Regions from separate parts of the Homo sapiens genome. Here region 2 is linked to region 1. Evidence: chromatin loops called from intact Hi-C (ENCODE). Cell type or tissue: MCF 10A. All regions are shown on one strand. Each heading gives the region's core, and the rest is flanking DNA. Links, peaks and the distances in the headings are about the cores only. Region 1 overlaps ARID1A (AT-rich interaction domain 1A). Region 2 overlaps ARID1A (AT-rich interaction domain 1A).

The links. A loop is a pair of places that touch in the nucleus more often than their neighbours do. Peaks named below come from ENCODE experiments on the same cell type or tissue, not always from the same donor. Only the 100,000 strongest peaks of a DNase experiment are listed, where the experiment ranks them.
Region 2: a loop joins it to region 1, with 2.9 times the contacts of the local background. A loop is called at or near these places in 32 of 110 quality-filtered maps.

The regions. Positions count from the first base shown.
Region 1 is chr1:26,768,495-26,774,946 of GRCh38, reverse strand. ARID1A (AT-rich interaction domain 1A) reads right to left here. Exons shown (of 20, transcript NM_006015.6): 12 at 3,621-3,828; 13 at 2,315-2,447; 14 at 1,960-2,135; 15 at 1,451-1,601; 16 at 1,230-1,367; 17 at 1,049-1,145; 18 at 1-618. Among named protein-coding and RNA genes, the nearest start is that of PIGV, 16 kb to the left of the region's middle. RefSeq lists an enhancer at 1,574-2,773. In MCF 10A, for the core only: no CTCF peak of the experiment used is centred there; a DNase peak (open chromatin) is centred at 3,156.
Region 2 is chr1:26,718,280-26,729,506 of GRCh38, reverse strand. The region is part of intron 1 of ARID1A (AT-rich interaction domain 1A); the gene reads right to left. Among named protein-coding and RNA genes, the nearest start is that of ARID1A, 28 kb to the right of the region's middle. RefSeq lists enhancers at 3,538-4,117, 4,118-4,697, 4,698-5,277, 5,093-6,378, 5,166-6,407 and 2 more. In MCF 10A, for the core only: no CTCF peak of the experiment used is centred there; DNase peaks (open chromatin) are centred at 3,376 and 5,726.

The DNA of each region.
Region 1 (6,452 bases), core at 591-5,590:
CTGGTAGTTAGATGGAGGGGGCCTTGTCATGGGGGGCACAGGGGCAGAGGGACCATATGGGGGCTGGCGTGTGCCATGGGAAGGCCACGAGCCTTCGTGGTTGGCCCTCTGATCTGTGTGCAGCATTTCATCTGTTCGGTTCACGCCATGATAGGCGGGGCCCTGGGGGGCAGAGCCCGTGCTCTGCCTGTTGGCATAATTATAGGTCATGTCATTACGCCCCTGCCACATGGTGCCTTGCTGAGCAACCTCAGCTGATGCCTGTATGGGGCCGCCCATCATTTGTGGTGGCATGTTTTGCTGGGCATTGGTGCCAGGGGGTGCAGAGACACGGTCTCGGCCAAACTGGAATGGAAATTGGTTCTGGGGGCCGCCTGCTGGTCGGCGCTCAGTAGCAGCTGTGGCAGTGGCAGGATAGGCATTGCCATACTGGTTGTATACATCTTGCTGAGGGGAAGGCTGGGCAGCTTGTTGCTGGCTGGCAGGCTGGGGCTGGGCTGGGGGCAACTGCTGCTGCTGAGGCTGCCCCTGCCCAGTGCTGTATGGCACGCTGTACATCTCCCCTTCGTGCCGCTTGGCAGGAGGGCCATATGTGCCATCCATTGGCCGCTTGTAATTCTAAGGCAGAGACAAGCAGAGGGGAAGTTAATACTCTGCACTCAGGGACATAAAGCCCACAGATGCCAAGATGGCTACAACCAGATGCTTGGTGGACACAGACTCCAAGAAAACATGGGAATCACCTTAACAAATTGTCTTTTGAAGTTGTTTCCAAAAGCAACCACCACTCTTTCTTCCCTTCCCTTGCTTAAGTAGAAAAATATACAAAACCTAAAAATCAAAATAAGGTCTATTTCTAGCCCCTTCCAACTCCAAATAGAGAAGAGATTGAGGACGTGGCTCTTCAGGCAGGACTGGCCAGTCAGGTGAGAGAAGAATGCCAAAATATCTAAAGTGAGCTTCTTAGACTTCAACACGTTAGATTAGTTTACTAACTAGTTTTCAAGGCGAACCTGCATGCCAGTCCATTCCCAGCTACCCTCCTCACCTGCTGTTGCTGTTGATACATTGTAGTCTGCTGGCTGGGGAAGGGGCTGCCAGAAGGGGTGCCTTGGGTGGAGAACTGATTGCCATAGGAATCATGTCTATAGGAGGCAAAGAAACACAGGATTAGGGTGGGCAGTGGCGAAGCCTGATCCATAGCAGCACCGAGACCAGGCTTTACTCACCGTTGCTGCTGCTGCTGCTGCTGCTGCGGGGGGTAGCGGCTAGGAGAATACATCCCCGAGTCTGGGTTGGAAGGCATGAGATTCGGCTGTGGGGCCCCAGTGCTCATGTTTCCCTCAGGCCCTATTCCAGGCTCCGTCCTAAACAAAATTGGAGAGGCAGATTGAGCCCACTATAGCTTCAGGGTGCTGGGGGAGTGGACAGGAGCTGGGGTCATGCTTACCTCACTCTGTCATAAGGACCTCCATAGGGATAGTGCTGTCGTGGTCCCATCGCCACATTTCCTAGCCCAGGGCCGGCAGCACGACTGTAGGGGTCACCCATCCCGCCGTTGGGGCCCTGCCCTGAGGACATGAAGGGATCACTCCCTGGAGCTGAGCGTAGAAAGGCAAGCGGTGAACAAACTGGTAAGTTGACAAGCCTGGTAATCTACCCTTTGACCCAGGCCCTCTTCAGAGTTCAGGTTTGATCTCATTGTTTTCCAGACAAGTTCAAAACAGAGATCTAAAGAGGCCCCAACCAGCGAAAAGCATGTACTTATTAAGGGATGACAAGGTGAAGCCAAGGAGAAGACAAGAAAGGAGGTAAGGATGAAGAGGGGTAGTTAGGGCAGGAAATGCATTATCTCAGAGGATGGCTCCACAAGAACCCTGAGCCATTCTCAAGATTTCCCCCCATTTCACTGGCCCTGTCTTTACGAGCACAAGTTCAAATAGCAATCAGATCAGTCACCTTTCCTCATGCTGCCATAAGGATCCTTATTTGGCTCATAGGACATGCGCCCCATCATGTCAGAGGTATTCATACTGGGCTGATACCCAGGGTTTGGAGTCATGGAATTCCGCTTCTGGAATGTGGAGTCACTTCCATCATTAAAGGCATCCTGGATCCCAACTGAATTGCTCCTGCTCCAGAGTGAGGAAAACCAAGTAAACCACAAATAAACCAATTCCTCCAATATAACAAAGGACACGCAGGAGTCACTGGCTGGGAAGGCAGAGGCAAGGACCACCTTGGGCTGCAAGGAGTTCCCATGCACTTATCTTCAGCCATCCTCCCAACCATCTGCCCCTGCTCTTGGCCTTACCTCATGCCTGGCAATGGGGGGATCTGACTGTGTGGTGTGGATGCTGGAGTTGGTGGCTTTAAGTCTCCTCCTTCTGCCATGGAACTGCTGGTTGACTGGGGAGTCTGGGGCCCCTGCATAGATCCTGATCCCGCTGTGGACAGAGATACAAGTTGAGTAGTTTGCTTGGCATGACAGTGTTTAACTCTCACACAAACACACGAACGACCCAGAATCTCTTTGGGAAAGTTCTTCCTAAGGCCTTTAAAGCCTGATCACCCTTCTTAGCAGAGGATCTACAAGGCCAGGTCATAAAGACGGGAATCTGAGGGTTTTGTAGCTCTTTGTTTTTGTTTTACGTGTAGAAAAGAGGAGTGATGTGGCCATGACATCACCATGCTGGTGATTCCCTGAGTCATTGCCAGCTTCCCTGGCTATTTCTCTTCACTCCGCCAAAGGACCTTGTCTAACCTACTAAACCCTGTAATGCTGGTGCATGAGCTCCAGTCAGAGCCTCCCAAGTCCTGGGTGGGAAGGGGGTCCCAAATCTGGGATGCATTTTAGGAGTCTAGGAGCTCCTGTTCTAAAGCATCCAGCATGGTGTCACTCCTCAACTTCAAATGTTCTTCTAAGCTGATGAGTACAAAACTACTAGTAATTAATGTTTCCAATAGTTACCATTCCCAGCAGTAGATATCCCACTGCTGAGGCCTCCCCAGCTGATGAGTCATCTCAGGCACTCATTACACCCTCAGAGGTCAACACCAGGGCACATGTGTTTACACCCACCTTCCAGGCACCCTGGCCTTCTTCCCTCTCTAGGCTCACCCTAGGCCTCAGCCTCCTCTCAGAAAGGAGGGTGAGCAGAGCCACTCCCATCAGGGAGTTCCATTCATAACCCTTCCCCACTCCCTCCTTCCCATTCATTACCATCTCAGCTCCCTGGGGAATTCAGGGCTCTAGTCTGAGCTGCATTCTAAGGTGCTGACATCAATAGGCCAAAGCTCCCAGATGGCCCTGCCTTGCTGCCATTTATAAGTTCCACCGACTCCTCTTGTGCCCCTCCCATTCACCAGTTTACAAACATTTGGCAAGTTGTCAGCTGCACAACAAAAATTAAAACTTAAGAGCTGCCGTAGAGTACCTCCCAAGGGAGTTTCCACTGCCCACTCTCTAGTCAGCCAACCTGTTAAGCCCTGTGGTAGGGCAAGGCAGAGCACAGATCCTTGGCATATCCTGTTGGATAAGCCTCTTATTCATATCCTGAATAAGAGGCCAGGGCAACAGGCCCTCTCAGCCTTGGTGGGGCCGCTGACCCCATCCTTACCAGGAGAGGGAGGCTGGATCTTGGGCTGGGACTTCTTGGAATCAGCAGCTGCAAAGATGTCTGGGGGAGGGTCTTCTCCCCGTTCAATCTTGCATTCAAAGGCATAGAGACACTGGATATACTGCTTTTTCAAGGAGCTGGCAGCACTGCTTGATGTGCCCACATTGAGGTTGGTTGCAAGTTCCCGCCATTTTTTGTTCTTGTTGACCTGTATAACCAAACCAAAGGAGTCGAGGTATATCTCCCGCCTGGTTTTCCTGCCCATAAGCCCCAAGCCCCATCAGGCTGTAAGGTATTCATCTTTGTAGAACCACAGTTCTTAGGTAATTGAAAAAGTTAATCTTGCTTGGTGGATAGTCCACAAGAAGTGTTAAATCTGCAGCTGGCTTCATTTTACCCTCAGGATGTTCCACTGCAACTATCAGACTGTGCTTATTCACAACAGGGCAAATTTCACATTACTACTGGAACAGAATTCAGAGTCCGGTTTTTTAGTACGCTGCTAAAAAGTGGTGTACAAATCATCTGGATATCTAAATCCTATTTTATTTATTTATTTTTGAGACAGAAAAAATAAATCTCGCTCTGTCGCCTAGGCTGGAGTGCAGTGGCGTGATCTTGGCTCGCTGTAACCTCTGCCTCCCGGGCTCAAGCGATTCTCTTATCTCAGCCTCCCGAGTAGCTGGGATTACAGGTGTGCACCACCACGCCTGGCTAATTTTTGTATTTTTAGTAGAGACGGGGTTTCACCATGTTGATCAGGCTGGTCTCAAACTCCTGGCGTCAAGTCATCTACCCGCCTCAGCCTCCCAAAGTGTTGGGATTACAGGCGTGAGCCACCGCGCCTGGCCCTAAATCCTATTTTAGATGCACTAATAAAAACTAACATTTTATAAAATGGAGACTCATGATAATATCAGTGACCACCCTGCTTGACTTGCTTTGTCAAACTTGGGATTTACTCATATTTTTTTCTTGGGGTGGTGGCTCCCTGCAAATTTGACATTCTTGTGCCACTGCTCCCCTACATATCTCATTGACAAATAACCACAGGTCCCTTTCCCTTACCAGTCACTGTCCTGATGGTCCGGGTGTTCAGGGTCTTATTTATTTAGAGACAGAGTCTCACTCTGTCACCCAGGCTCGAGTGTAGTGACGCCATTTCGGCTCACTGCAACCTCCGCCTCCCGTGTTCAAGTGATTCTCCTGCCTTAGCCTCCCAAGTAGTGGGACCACAGGTGCCTGTCACCACACCCCACTGATTTTTATATTTTTAGTAGAGACAAGGTTTGGCCATGTTGGCCAGGCTGGTCTCAAACTCCTGACCTCAGATGATCCGCCCGTCTCGGCCTCCCAAAGTGCTGGGATTACAGGTGTGAGCCACTGCGCCTGGCCCGGGGCCTTATTATGACTTTTGTACCTCCCGAGCAGCCAACCTACAGTTCTGCCTCCTTCCCTCAGCTTCAGGGCACACTGACCAAGCCCATTCCCCAGATGCTCCCTACAATTAGTCTTTCTGCTCTAGCTGGACAGGTCTCCTTCTTCATGTATTCTTATGCTTATTCATCTACCATATGGTAAGCCTGTTCCCCCAAGGCCTGGGAACAAGGGTTTTCAAGTCCCTATACACAAAGGAAGTTCAATAGGTTGTAATGTCTGCTGATATGATACCTATGATACTAGAAAGAAGAGTTTAAAGAGGCACAGAGGGGGACAACCTAGAGGGGCAGAGGTGACTAGGAATACTTCTTAGAGTGGGTAACACCTGAGCTAAGTCTTCATGGTTGGAGATGGCCTTGGTGGGAAATATCTAGACTCTCTCCCATCTCCGTGGCATCTAGGCCAGTCTACTGGATTGGCCACTCTTCCACCTAAACCCTACTAATCCTTTAGATAAGCTCAAGATTCAGCTTTGCTTTCTTGGAGCCTTCACAAACTAACTTATAAATAGCACTCTTTTGCCCCTGAATTATCACTGCCTTTATAAAAGTTCAGTTACAATCACGGCATTTTAAAGGTTTGCATCCTTTTCCAATCTGGAAGACAGGCTCAGGCATTAGAATTCTCTCTGTACCTCATCCTAGGTTCAGTGAACCCTGAAGCCCACCCAATCAGAAGTGAGCGAAACCTAACCCAATGCTCCCTTTCCCTATAGACAGGGAAGGCTTGACTATGAGATCTGAGTATCAGGGAGAATGGCAGGAATATGCATGGAGTCACCTCAAAAGCCTTCCGTGGCTTTGCTTCTCATGCCAGTTATGTGGCAGTATGCACGTGTCTTATTTTGTTTTGTTTTCCTTTGTGGGGGAGGGGAATAAAGCCTGAAGGGAGAAGGAATTCATAACTGACTGTTGGCTGGCTTCATTCCAACCACTTTCTTTTCTGCTGGTGACAGCTGTTTTCCTCTTCTGATTTAGAAGGTTTGGAATAAATCCCTCCCTGCCACACCTCCCCGAGCTCAGCCACAAACTGATCCAACAGCAGGCTTCTGGTCTGGTGACTACAGAACATACACAGGAGGGAAGTCTGCAAGGCACAGTCTGCTGTCTGTCTGTGCTGCCTCACCTGTTTGCTTCCTGGGCTGAGTCTACAAAATTGTAAGGTATCAGAGTAGGCACAAGCTCTGGGTGGTGTCCAATTCAGGTTTTCATTTAAGTTTCCCATACAGAATAACTAAACACATAATTTCCTACTACTTCTTCCTTTATTATAAACTATTTCTACTAAGCAGTTCCTGAAATCCTATCTCTACTGGGAAGCTTCCAGGAATGGGAAGATCTACTTCTACTCTGGCTGCCTCTGTACCATCTTGCAGGCCGATTTATGTGGCAG
Region 2 (11,227 bases), core at 2,663-7,662, 48 kb after region 1:
CCTTTAAGTCAACTGACCCGCCTCAGAACCCTAATTTTGTCATTTGAAAAATGAAAATACCACCTATTTGTGAAAACACCTTGTAAGCTAAAAACTACTTTGTAACTGTGGTACTGCTTGAGATCCAAGGGACAGGCCGGGTATAAACAAAGGCCCTTCAGTTGGTAGAGGACGGTGCTGCTATGCACTGCCATCACCTTGTTACACACCAAAATTGATGCTTCAATACCATGACGGGGAATTCAAATACACAAACATCTAGATGTTTCTATTCTTCCAATAGTGGAAACTCCCCTTACACATCTATAGCCTGTTTGCACTATGGCACAGTTAAATTTATGCTTTCTTCCAAATAAGCAAAGCAGCTAAGTGACAGTTGAGGGAATGGGAACTCTGAATTAAGAGTCTTGTGCATCTCAACTGAAAAGCTCATTTCCTTTAATATTCAAGAGTTTGAAGATATAAGAAGAACAGAACTTTTATCTCTTTGAGAGACAAGAAGATTCAATGGTAGGCTGTCATGGAAGTTAAAAAAAAAAGAGCAAGAAGACAGAGAGGTACAGCTAGCACCAATAATGAAAGCTCAAAATTCAATTCACAGGTATTTGATGCAACAGCTTTCTTTCCAGCTCTTTGTGGAGCAACAGGTTCAACCAGCTCATTCACTTTTTGATATGCCTTTATCCTACTGGCACTCCAGAGCACACTTTCCCCTGCCAGAAATATCTACCTATATCTATTGGTGGTGTGCGGGGAGGGGGAAGTTTCTCTAAGCACCTTTAAGACACACACAAGATGGAGAGTAGGCATGGGTCTGATATAAAACTTAAAAACTAGCTCTTACATTGGGGGTGAAATAGATACTGATACTCTAGGCCTATCATTAACCGTCACATGAAGGAGTTCAGTGGTTCATTGATTTTAGCATGCATCAGAATCACTTGAAAGGCTTGTTAAAACAGACTGCTAGAACCCACCTCCCAGGACTGGTCTAGGTTATCCCTAGGGTTCCTTCCAGTTCTATTATTCAATAATTAATAAGCTATTCTATAATTTAAGCTGTTAAGACCTTAAACAACAACAAAACCTCCAAAATAAAGGAAGGGGAGATCCAAACAATTCGTTCTCTGTACGTGTTTGTTTTTTAATAATGCTATTAAGTGTTTTATAGTAGAGGAAGTAGAGCTTTCATGAAAGAAAACAGGTAAGACAATAAGCCACAGAGGCTGTTCTTCTTAATATCAAAGGGAAAAAAGAGAAGCAGAGTTATTTCTTAGGCTATATCTGAAATCTCAGCTAAATTGGTGAGTGATGATGGGAATACTCCTCCCCCATGTTTCTAAACTGTACAAAGTCATAGTAAAACTGTGTCCCAAATCACTACTACATGTCAATATTATTAAAGTACTGTTGCCAACAATCCTAACTAAACAATTTTTGCCCAAGTCTTTCATCCATATCAGAAGCTCCAATAATGTTCCCTATCATAATTTTAGAGCTACATAGATTTTAGGGTTACTTAGGAAGTTCGAATTTAACAACAATTAATAAATAGCATACGGTCCTCCCCAATACACCTGGCAATGGAGCCAAAACATCACCATTCTCCCCTGTAAAGAGCTTGGGGGCTTACATGGCCATATCATGCCACATATCACACTGAGGTCCTCATCTCATCACAGACTGCAGCTGCTGTCCATGTGGCCTCCAACTGGAGAGACTATTTTGTTGAACAAAGAGATCAGCCTGCTCTGGGTATCTCTGTCAGTCTAGGTCTCCCCACAACATGAGGGGCAGTCATTACCATGGTTACTATAGAGCTTCTAGAGCAGTAGCTATTAACCAGGGCTGCAGATTAGAATTTTCTGTGAAGCTTCACAAATGGCTAGGCCTCTCCCTAGAGATTCCAATTTACTGGGTCTGGAAGGGCTTGTGCTCTTCTCCAACCTCCTTAAGATCTTTGAATGAGTCTGGTGTATACTATTAGCTAAGAACCAGTGATCTAGAGAAGCACTGGCCAATAACATTTTCTGTGATGGGTAACTATTCAACACTTGAAATATGACAAAGGAACTAAATTTTTATTTTTATTTACATTTAATTAATTTAAATTCACATAACTACATGTGGCTAGTGGCTTATTATGTTAGAGCAGTTCTAGGACAATGCTGTTCCCAAATCACTTCCACCACTCCCTGGTCAATAATAGTTCCAAACTTCCTAACTACTAAATCCTGCACAGTATTATTACATAGAGGGTAGTGTAGTAATTTGATAGACTTGGGTCCAAATCCTACCTCTCTCACCATCCTACCTTGAACACATCAGTTCTTTAAATGCACATAACACACTTCACACAGTGCCTGGTATTTAAATGTCCAATAAATGGTAGCGATTATCAGTAATGATAAAACAGTGCTTTTACCTGGCTCTAAAGCCCTCTACAATGTGAACCAGTTTTCCACATTTTTTCAGTCTCACTCCAAGATTCCCCACATACTGTACATGCCCAGCTCTATGCAATGGCATCCTGCCCTGCCCTCCTGTCCACAGTGGCTTCTAGTAACAGAAACTTGACCTTTCAAAATGAAGCCACTTCCCATATCTTCAGTACACTTTGATCTCTAACATTTCTAAATGCCCTATTGTAAATCCAGTTAGCATCCTAAGATTTAACACTTAGTTGCAGCTAACTATTCCAACTAACTGATTGCATTTCTCAAGACTAACTTCTGGGAAGCCAGAGATCAGGTGTTTTATCTTCAAAGCTCTCCCAAATACCAAAGTACAGAGCTTGGGCTCAGTGACTGTTCAATGTGCAATGCTGTCCTATTCCAAAAAAGGGTAGGAGACACTATGGGGACAAAGCCCAAATCAAACTATCTAGCCATAAAGCCAGGGTCATAGCCTAAATCTAACCCTAACACAGGGGTTATGACTTTGAAGGTAGAAAAAAAGTTGGACTGAAGTGAAAGATGAGAAAGAAGGATGAGAATATTCAAGGGAGAACAAGCACACTTTAAGAATAACCTGGCTGGGCGCAGTGTCTCACGCCTGTAATCCCAGCACTTTGGGAGGCCAAGGCAGGTGGATCACTTGAGGCCAGGAGTTGGGAGACAAGCCTGCCTAACATAGCAAAACCTCATCTCTACTAAAAACACAAAAATTAGCTGGGTGTGGCGGCACATGCCTATAAGTCCCAGCTACTCGGGAGGCTGAGGTATGAGAATCACTTGAACCTGGGAGGCGAAGACTGAAGCGAGCCGAGATCGAGCCACTGCACTCCATCCTGGGCAGCAGAGCAAGAGTCTGTCTCAAAAAAAAAAAAAAAACAAAAAAAAACAAACCCAAGGCTGGGCGCAGTGACTCATGCCTGTAAATCCCAACATTTTGGAAGACTGAGGCAGGTGAATCACTTGAGGTCAGGAGTTCCAGACCAGCCTGGCCAATATGGTGAAACCCCGTCTCTACTAAAATACAAAAATTAGCCGGACGTGGTGGCGCACGCCTGTTAATCCCAGCTACTCAGCAGGCTGAGGCAGGTGAACCACTTAAACCCAGAAGGCAGAAGCTGCAGCGAGCGGAGATTGTGCCACCGCACTCCAGCCTGGGCAACAGAGTGGGACTCTGTCTCAAAAAAAAAAAAAAAAAAAAGGTTTATACCAGAGAGAATTTCAGAACTGCAGGGGCATCCTCATATACACTGCTTAAAAACAAAAGGCTAAGGACAAGTCACCTTTTCCTCTCTCACACGGAGGCCTGCGCTCCCAATTGAGTACAGCTACTTACATGGGGGCTATAAAGGGTTCAAGGAATGTCCCACCTCAACTTTAGGAAATCTTTGTAGACCAAAAATAAATGTACATCAAAGAAATTTTTATTCTAAAAATAAAATTAATATGCTTTCTTTTTCTGGTCGTCAGATTTTTGACTCCCTCCCATCACAAAAGGCTTATGATCAACAGAATATGCAGCTTATTTGGCAAACTAAATATATATTCAGTTCAAACAATCAGATTATTCTGATCTCATGTAAAAGTTAGACATCTGCTCAAATCAGAAGGGGAGGTGAGCAGGGACATAACTCACACTTATGACATTTAAAACCATCGTGAAATATTTGTGATTTGCAGTTACAGATGAAATGCCATCTCCCAATCTCTCGTAACAGAGAAGGGGCCTTAAATATTCACTAATCAGTTTTATTGGAAAGTAGCAATTTCAGACCAGAAAAATCCCTACATGCAAGATACAAAAGCCAGTATCAGCAGTCTGCAGGCACAAGGCAGGGGATGGAAACTCCAAACCCTAGCTGCAAAAAGCCAGAGATTCCACTCTGGGAAAGACAGAGGAAATCCTTTCAATGGGAAACCACAGGAGTAGATTACTGTGATTACACTTCAAAAGCAAAGGCTCTGCCACAGAGACACATAATTGAGAGGAAAATGCTGCCCCTTGATCAGCAAAGTCGGGCCCCCTGCTATATACTCTCCTGCATTCATAAAAAATAAAAATAAAAAAGGGGGAAAGAGCCATAAGAAAACTCCTCATCTCCATCTACCACTTACCACCTCCTTCCAGATCACTGGCCATGTTATAAACTGCCTGCCAAATGAAATGTATCAAAAGATGCAGTTTAGGGGCATCAAAGGCAAGGATGCCTAGCAGCTTGTCCTTCCGAATATATTCAGAACAAACAGCTAGCAGACAGACCCCTTGCATAGGGAGTTCCCCTGCTCCAAGCCAATAGAATTACAAGACCCTCCAGACTAGCTGGCTACTGGAACCTCTTACAACTTCTTATTGCATCAAGGAAAACCAAAATGACCCCCAAAAACGGCTGAAATAACAGACTAGACTTTTAAGGTAGACCTGGGCTGAATGTCTTATAACCCAAAGTAACCACTTTGTGAAACTCACAGATTAAAATAGCTGCAAATTCTCCATCTGACCATGACCGAGGAGAGAGCAGAGAAGACAGAGCCAAGAACTCAAAACTTCTAAGCAGAGATATACCATTCACAAAAATGTACCACCCGTGGCAGTGGCACCAGGAAAGAGAAACTTCATAATTTTATTTAAATAAAAGTCCAACTGAGGAAAGCTCCAGTTCCAATCCAAGGAAATAGAAAGAAGTGACCAGGCGGCAACCCTAAGGAGCTAAATTTAGTACTCAACAGTGCCAAGGGCCAGCAAGAATAAGAACAGAGAGGGTTGGGCCAGGAGCTGCCAAAAAGGTGTCCATCAGAGAGGAGAAGTCTTGACCACTACTCATTTTATCATCCTAAATGCTAACTAGTTGGGGCTAGTGTAAACCTAGAGCTATAACCTTGGCTTTTGGACATTTAAGTATTATTACTCCTTGTGCTTTCAATTTATTCCTGGCTAGATTTGTTATATGACTTTTAATAATAATAATTAAAAAAATGCATCCCTGGCTCTTTAACCAAAAGAACCCCCCTAATTGATTCCCACAGTAATTAACCTGCATTTTACCTCAGAGAGCGGTAGTTAAGGAAGTCGGCACTGCTATTTATAACTCATCTCAAATTGAGGGCAGACTGCCTAAAATCTAACACATCCCAGCTGTACTCCTGTTTGAACTGGGGCCAAGGGAATTTTTTAAAGCAATCTTGGCACCGAATGAATGACACCAACAGTATGAGAGCGCGAGTGGTTGTGTTGTGGTGACGTAGCATTGGAGGTGGAATGGAGAGGGGGGCCAGTGTACTGTGATCCCTCTGGTGCATGCCTGCTGCTTGCTGAGTCCCAGTACAGTAAGCTGGGAACCGCCCACTGAGAGCCAAACACAGGAAAAGGCTTTTCCTGTGGAACGCCTTGAAGTGAGAAACACATGGCTAATCTGCATAAACTCGAAGCCACACCGCCCCTGCCAGGAAGGTTAGTGCTCGTAATCTCTGGCCATGAAGCTGGCTGCCTGGGAGGACTTGGACTGGCGCCTGATAACCCAGAAAGAGCCGAGAGAACAGATGGGTAAGGACCCCAGCAGAAAACAGCCCCAGGTCACATGACTCGCCACATGGCCCCGCCAGCACAAACTATTGTCTGGCTTCAGAGCTCCCTATACAAAGGCACCCCGTCCTCCGCTTCCTGTGATTCCAGGGACAGGCGACAGCTGTTGATCCAGTTCCAGTATGGGACCCTCCCCTGTGATAGGGCATTCCAGGCAGGGGCAAGTGTAAAAATTAAGGCCTCTCCCAACCAACAGCTTTCAGCTTCCTGCCAGCTGCACGTGGCTCACTTAGATCTCAGGAGTAATATCTTAGGACAGACTAGGCTTCCACCAAAAAAATCACCCTATGTACCCTGGTACATAAAATGACCAGCATAAATCATTCTCATTGTCCCTTCTCTCCCCAGCCAGACAACTGTATCTAACGCCCCTTATCCTGTCTTTTCTATATCCCCTAGTATTTCAGACCTTCTTTGAAGACTAGTCAAGAACCCCTAGCCCCCAATTGAGGAGAAATTGTCCAGAAACATGTTTGTCTTAGTTTTACTCCTAGACCCCGCCTCCTAAAATAAGGAGACTACCTTCATCTTGTTTTAAATAGTGGGGAAACATGACTTTTTATATGACCTAGGACAATAAGAGATTTCTAACCTCCTATTTGGCCTCAACAGAGACAACACTAAAGATTTCCTGAAGCCAAGCTGATGACAGGAAAATAAAAAAATCTCATTAGATTATACCAACACCTGTCACAGGGAATCAAACCCACTCAGCCTATGATTCTCTTCATTCATAACCTAGGAACCATAACTCAGTTTTCTACTTCACAATTCCTTCATTCTAGTTCATTCAAGTTCTAAACAAACTGACCATCTGCCTTTGGTGAGAGAGGAATCAACAACTAGTTTGCAACTACCACTCCCCAAAAAAGTTTTGTTTTTTAAAAATTCTTTCAAACTTCCATAAATTTCCAAGTGGAATAAAAATTGGCCAGACGCAGTGACTCACGCATGTAATCCCAACACGTTGGGTGGCCAAGGCGGCAGATCGCCTGAGGTCAGGAGCTTGAGACCAGGCTGGCCAACATGGTGAAACCCCGTCTCTACTAAAAATACCAAAATTAGCCTGGCATGGTGGCACGTGCCTGTAATCCCAGCTACTCGGGAGGCTGAGGCAGGAGAATCGCTTGAACCTGGGAGGCAGAGGTTGTAGTGAGCAGAGATCACACCACTGCACTCCAGCCTGGGTGACAGAGCAAGGCTCTATCTTGAAAACAAACAAAAAAAACCACCACAAAAATCAGTGAAAAGTTCTATCTACCCCATTCTGCTTACAGAAACCATTCTAGAAGATCAGACACATTCCCCTTTGCAGACTTAGCCCATTCCAATGATATCCCCTGAAGCACTAGCCTGATCAAACCTCCAGGAAGGCGCTTGCAACCAGATGTCAAACCAAGAACATCTAGAAAGTGATGTAAAACAAGACAAAGGCCTCATTCTCTTCTGGGCTTAGAGATATATAGACTACCATATCTCTATCCTTCCAGACCAGAAGATAAGAGAAAACTCACTAAGGTTAGAAGAAGGAGACCAAAAGGGGAAGAGTCATTGAATCATGTAGCAAAACTCAATCAGATTATGAGAAACAACCATAATAACCACCTCACAGCTGTCTACCAAAAAGAGGCATGCCAGAAAAACCACAACCAAGTGACTGATGCTTCTTCACTTCTTTGGCACCAGAAAGGGCCCTTCAAATAAAGCAGCTACAGCATCAAACTAATGAATCCCAACAAATGATAAGTCCTTCTCTCTTCATCCAGGGCACTTTCATTAGCCACATTTTCCATAACAGGTGGCTATCATCATTTCCAGAGAAAATGCTCTTCCTAAAATGATGAAGATCACTTTTTCCTAAGACTAAACTTAACCAATTTCTCCCTATTTCAAACAAATTACAAAAGCCACTAAGGAAACCAAGTAACTTCTCTGGAAAAAATCCTTTCAGGTACTGCTTAAAACCAAGGGTTGCCAGGCGCGGTGGCTCACGCCTGTAATCCCAGCACTTTGGGAGGCCGAGGAGGGCGGATCATGAGTTCGAGACCAGCCTGGCCAATATGGTGAAACCTGGTCTCTACTGAAAATACAAATATTAGCCGGGTGTGATGGCACGCGCCTGTAGTCCCAGCTACTTGGGAGGCTGAGGCAGGAGAATCACTTGAACCTGGGAGGTGGAGGTCACAGTGAGCCGAGATCGCACCACTGCACTCCAGCCTGGGTGACAGAGTGAGACTCGGTCTCAAAACAAAAACAAAAACAAAAACAAACCAGGGTGACCAAAACAATAGTAAGACCCCAAGAAAACTATGAAACAAGAACCAAAATGTCATCTCATAAAATTAAACGTCCCCTTCTTTACAACTTTTTATCTCAAAAGGCAGCAGTACAACCAGGTGCAAAGAGCAGTAAACTGAGAGGCAGTAAGTACATCTGGGGTCCAATCCCAGTTCTCAGACCAACTTCCTGAGGGAGTGGTCAAGACAATCAACCAGGTTGAACCTCAACCTCCTCAGCTACTCAATCCAATTCTACCCTCCAGATTCTTAATTAGCAGGTCTGGGATGGGGGCCGGGCCAGGAATCTTTTTTTTTTTTTCTTTTGAGACAGGGTGTCTCAATCTGTCACCCCGGCTGGAGTGCAGTGGTGCAATCATGGCCCACTGCAGCCTCAACCTCCTATCCTGGGCTCAGGTGATCCTCCCACCTCAGCCTCCTGAGTAGCTGGGACTATAAGCACATGCCATCATAGCCAGTTTTTGTAGAGATGGGGTTTCACCATGTTCCCAGGCTGTTCTTCAACTCCTAAGCTCAAGTGATCTGCCAGCTTCAGCCTCCCAAAGTGCTGGGATTATAGGCATGAGCCACTGCGCCCAGCCAGGAATCTGTATTTTTAATCTTAAGAGAGTCTCGTATCCAGTCTGGGAGCATTTGGGCTACATGCCCAAAGGTTAACTGACAATCAAATAAATTAAGGTTGTACCTTTTTTTTTTTTTTGAGATGGAGTCTTGTTTGCTCTGTCGCCCATGCTGGAGTGCAATGACGCCATCTCAGCTCACTGCAACCTCCACCTCCCGGTTTCATGTGATTCTCCTGCCACAGTCACCCTAGCAGTTGGGATTACAGACCTGTGCCACCAGGGCCTGCTAATTTTTTTATTTTTGGTAAAGACAGGATTTCATCATGTTGGCCAATCTGGAAGGTTGTACCTTTTTTTTTTTTTTCGAGACAGAGCCTCGCTCTGTCACCAGGCTGGAGTGCAGTGCGTGACCTCGGCTGACTCCAACTTATGCCTCTCGGGTTCAAGCAATTCTCCTACCTCAACCTCCTGAGTAGCTGAGATTACAGGTGCATGCCACCATGCCCGGCTAATTTTTGTATTTTTAGTAGCAACGGGGTTTCACCATGTTGGTCAGGCTGGTCTCAAACACCTGACCTCGTGATCCACCTGCCTCAGCCTCCCAAAGTGCTGGGATTACAGGTGTGAGCCACCACGCCCAGCCCAGTTGTACCTTTTTTTTTTTTTTTTTTTGAGACGGACTTTCACTTTTGTTGCCCAGGCTAGAGTGTAATGGCGCGATCTCGGCTCATTGCAACTTCTGCCTCCCGGGTTCAAGCAATTCTCCTGTCTCAGCCTCCCGAGTAGCTGGGATTACAGGCGCATGTCACCATGCCCGGCTAATTTTTGTATTTTTAGTAGAGACGGGTTTTCATCACATTGGTCAGGCTGGTCTCCAACTCCTGACCTCAGGTGATCTGCCCGCCTCAGCCTCCCAAAGTGCTGGGATTACAGGCGTGAGCCACTGTGCCCGGCCTCAGTTGTACCTTTTTAAAAAGAAAAAAAAAAAAAGTATAGAGTTTCACACCACTTTAAGCAAGTCACTTCATCCCTTGGCACCAGAATCATCTTTAAACAGGGATTAAAAACTGTTTAACAAAAATATGAGACAGTTCAAACGATAAGTATGTGAAATGCCTGTTATAGTGCAAATCCATCTCCAGCACAGAGTGTCTCTAGAATTCAGATGTACATTCGTTTTCCTTAGCCAAACAATGGTCTGAAGAGGGCAGTGCCTGGCCAGTAAAGAAAAGCTAGAAATGCACCTCAGATTCCCAAATGAGCAGCACTTTCAGCCAAAATCAAGCTTCCCCAAATTCCTATACTCAGTCTCAGATTTTTCTGGTTCACCTGGGCAAGTATCGTAACATACTAATGCTTTACTTATTTATCTTGTTTGCTATCTGTATCCTTGACTAGAATATAAATTTCAGGTAGGCAGAGATAAGAGATATGTATACAAAACAAACAAATGCTCCCCTATGCCCAAAAGCAGGAAAGGAAAGGGGAATGTAGAAGAGAAAGTGAAACTCTAGTGGCCTGGCAATTCCTGTCCCTATTAATGCTGAACTGAAATGCTTTGGATCTACAGGAGTACCCCCCATTATCCTTGATTTTGCTTTCCAAGGTTTCAGTTACCCACGGTCAACCACAATCTGAAAACATTACATACAATAAGATATTTTGAAAGAGAGAGACCACAATCACATAACTGTTGTATTTTATCATTAGTTATTGTTAATCTCTTACTATGCCTAATAAATTAAACTTTATCATAGGTATGCATGTATAGGAAAAACAAAGTACAGTCAAACCTTTGTATCCATGGGTTCTGCATCCACAGATTCAGCCAGCCTCAGATCAAAAATGTAGTTAGTAGGCCTACGATGGTTGTGCCTGTACTGAATGTGTACACTTTTTTTCTTGTCATTATTCCCTAAACAATATAGCATAACAACTACTTACATAATATCTACGTTGTATGAGGTATTATAAGTAATCTAGAGATGATTTAACGTATACAGGAGAATGTACGTATTAATGGTTTATATGCAAATACCATGCAATTTTATATATTCCACAAATTTCAGTATCCTCAGGGAGTCCTGGAACCAACCCCCTACGGATACCGAGGGGCATTTGTACATATAGGGTCTGGTACTTTCAGGCACCCACTGGGGGTCTTGGAAGATATCGCCGCACAGATAAGGGAGGACTATTGTACATGGCCAGTTCTAGGCAGTGGCTTAAGAGCTCTGCCCCTGCAGTGCCTTCAACTTTTGTCTCTGTTTCCTTATCAACAGAACAGATAGTAGTACCACACTTCAGGGTCGAATAAAGTAAATAAAGAACAAA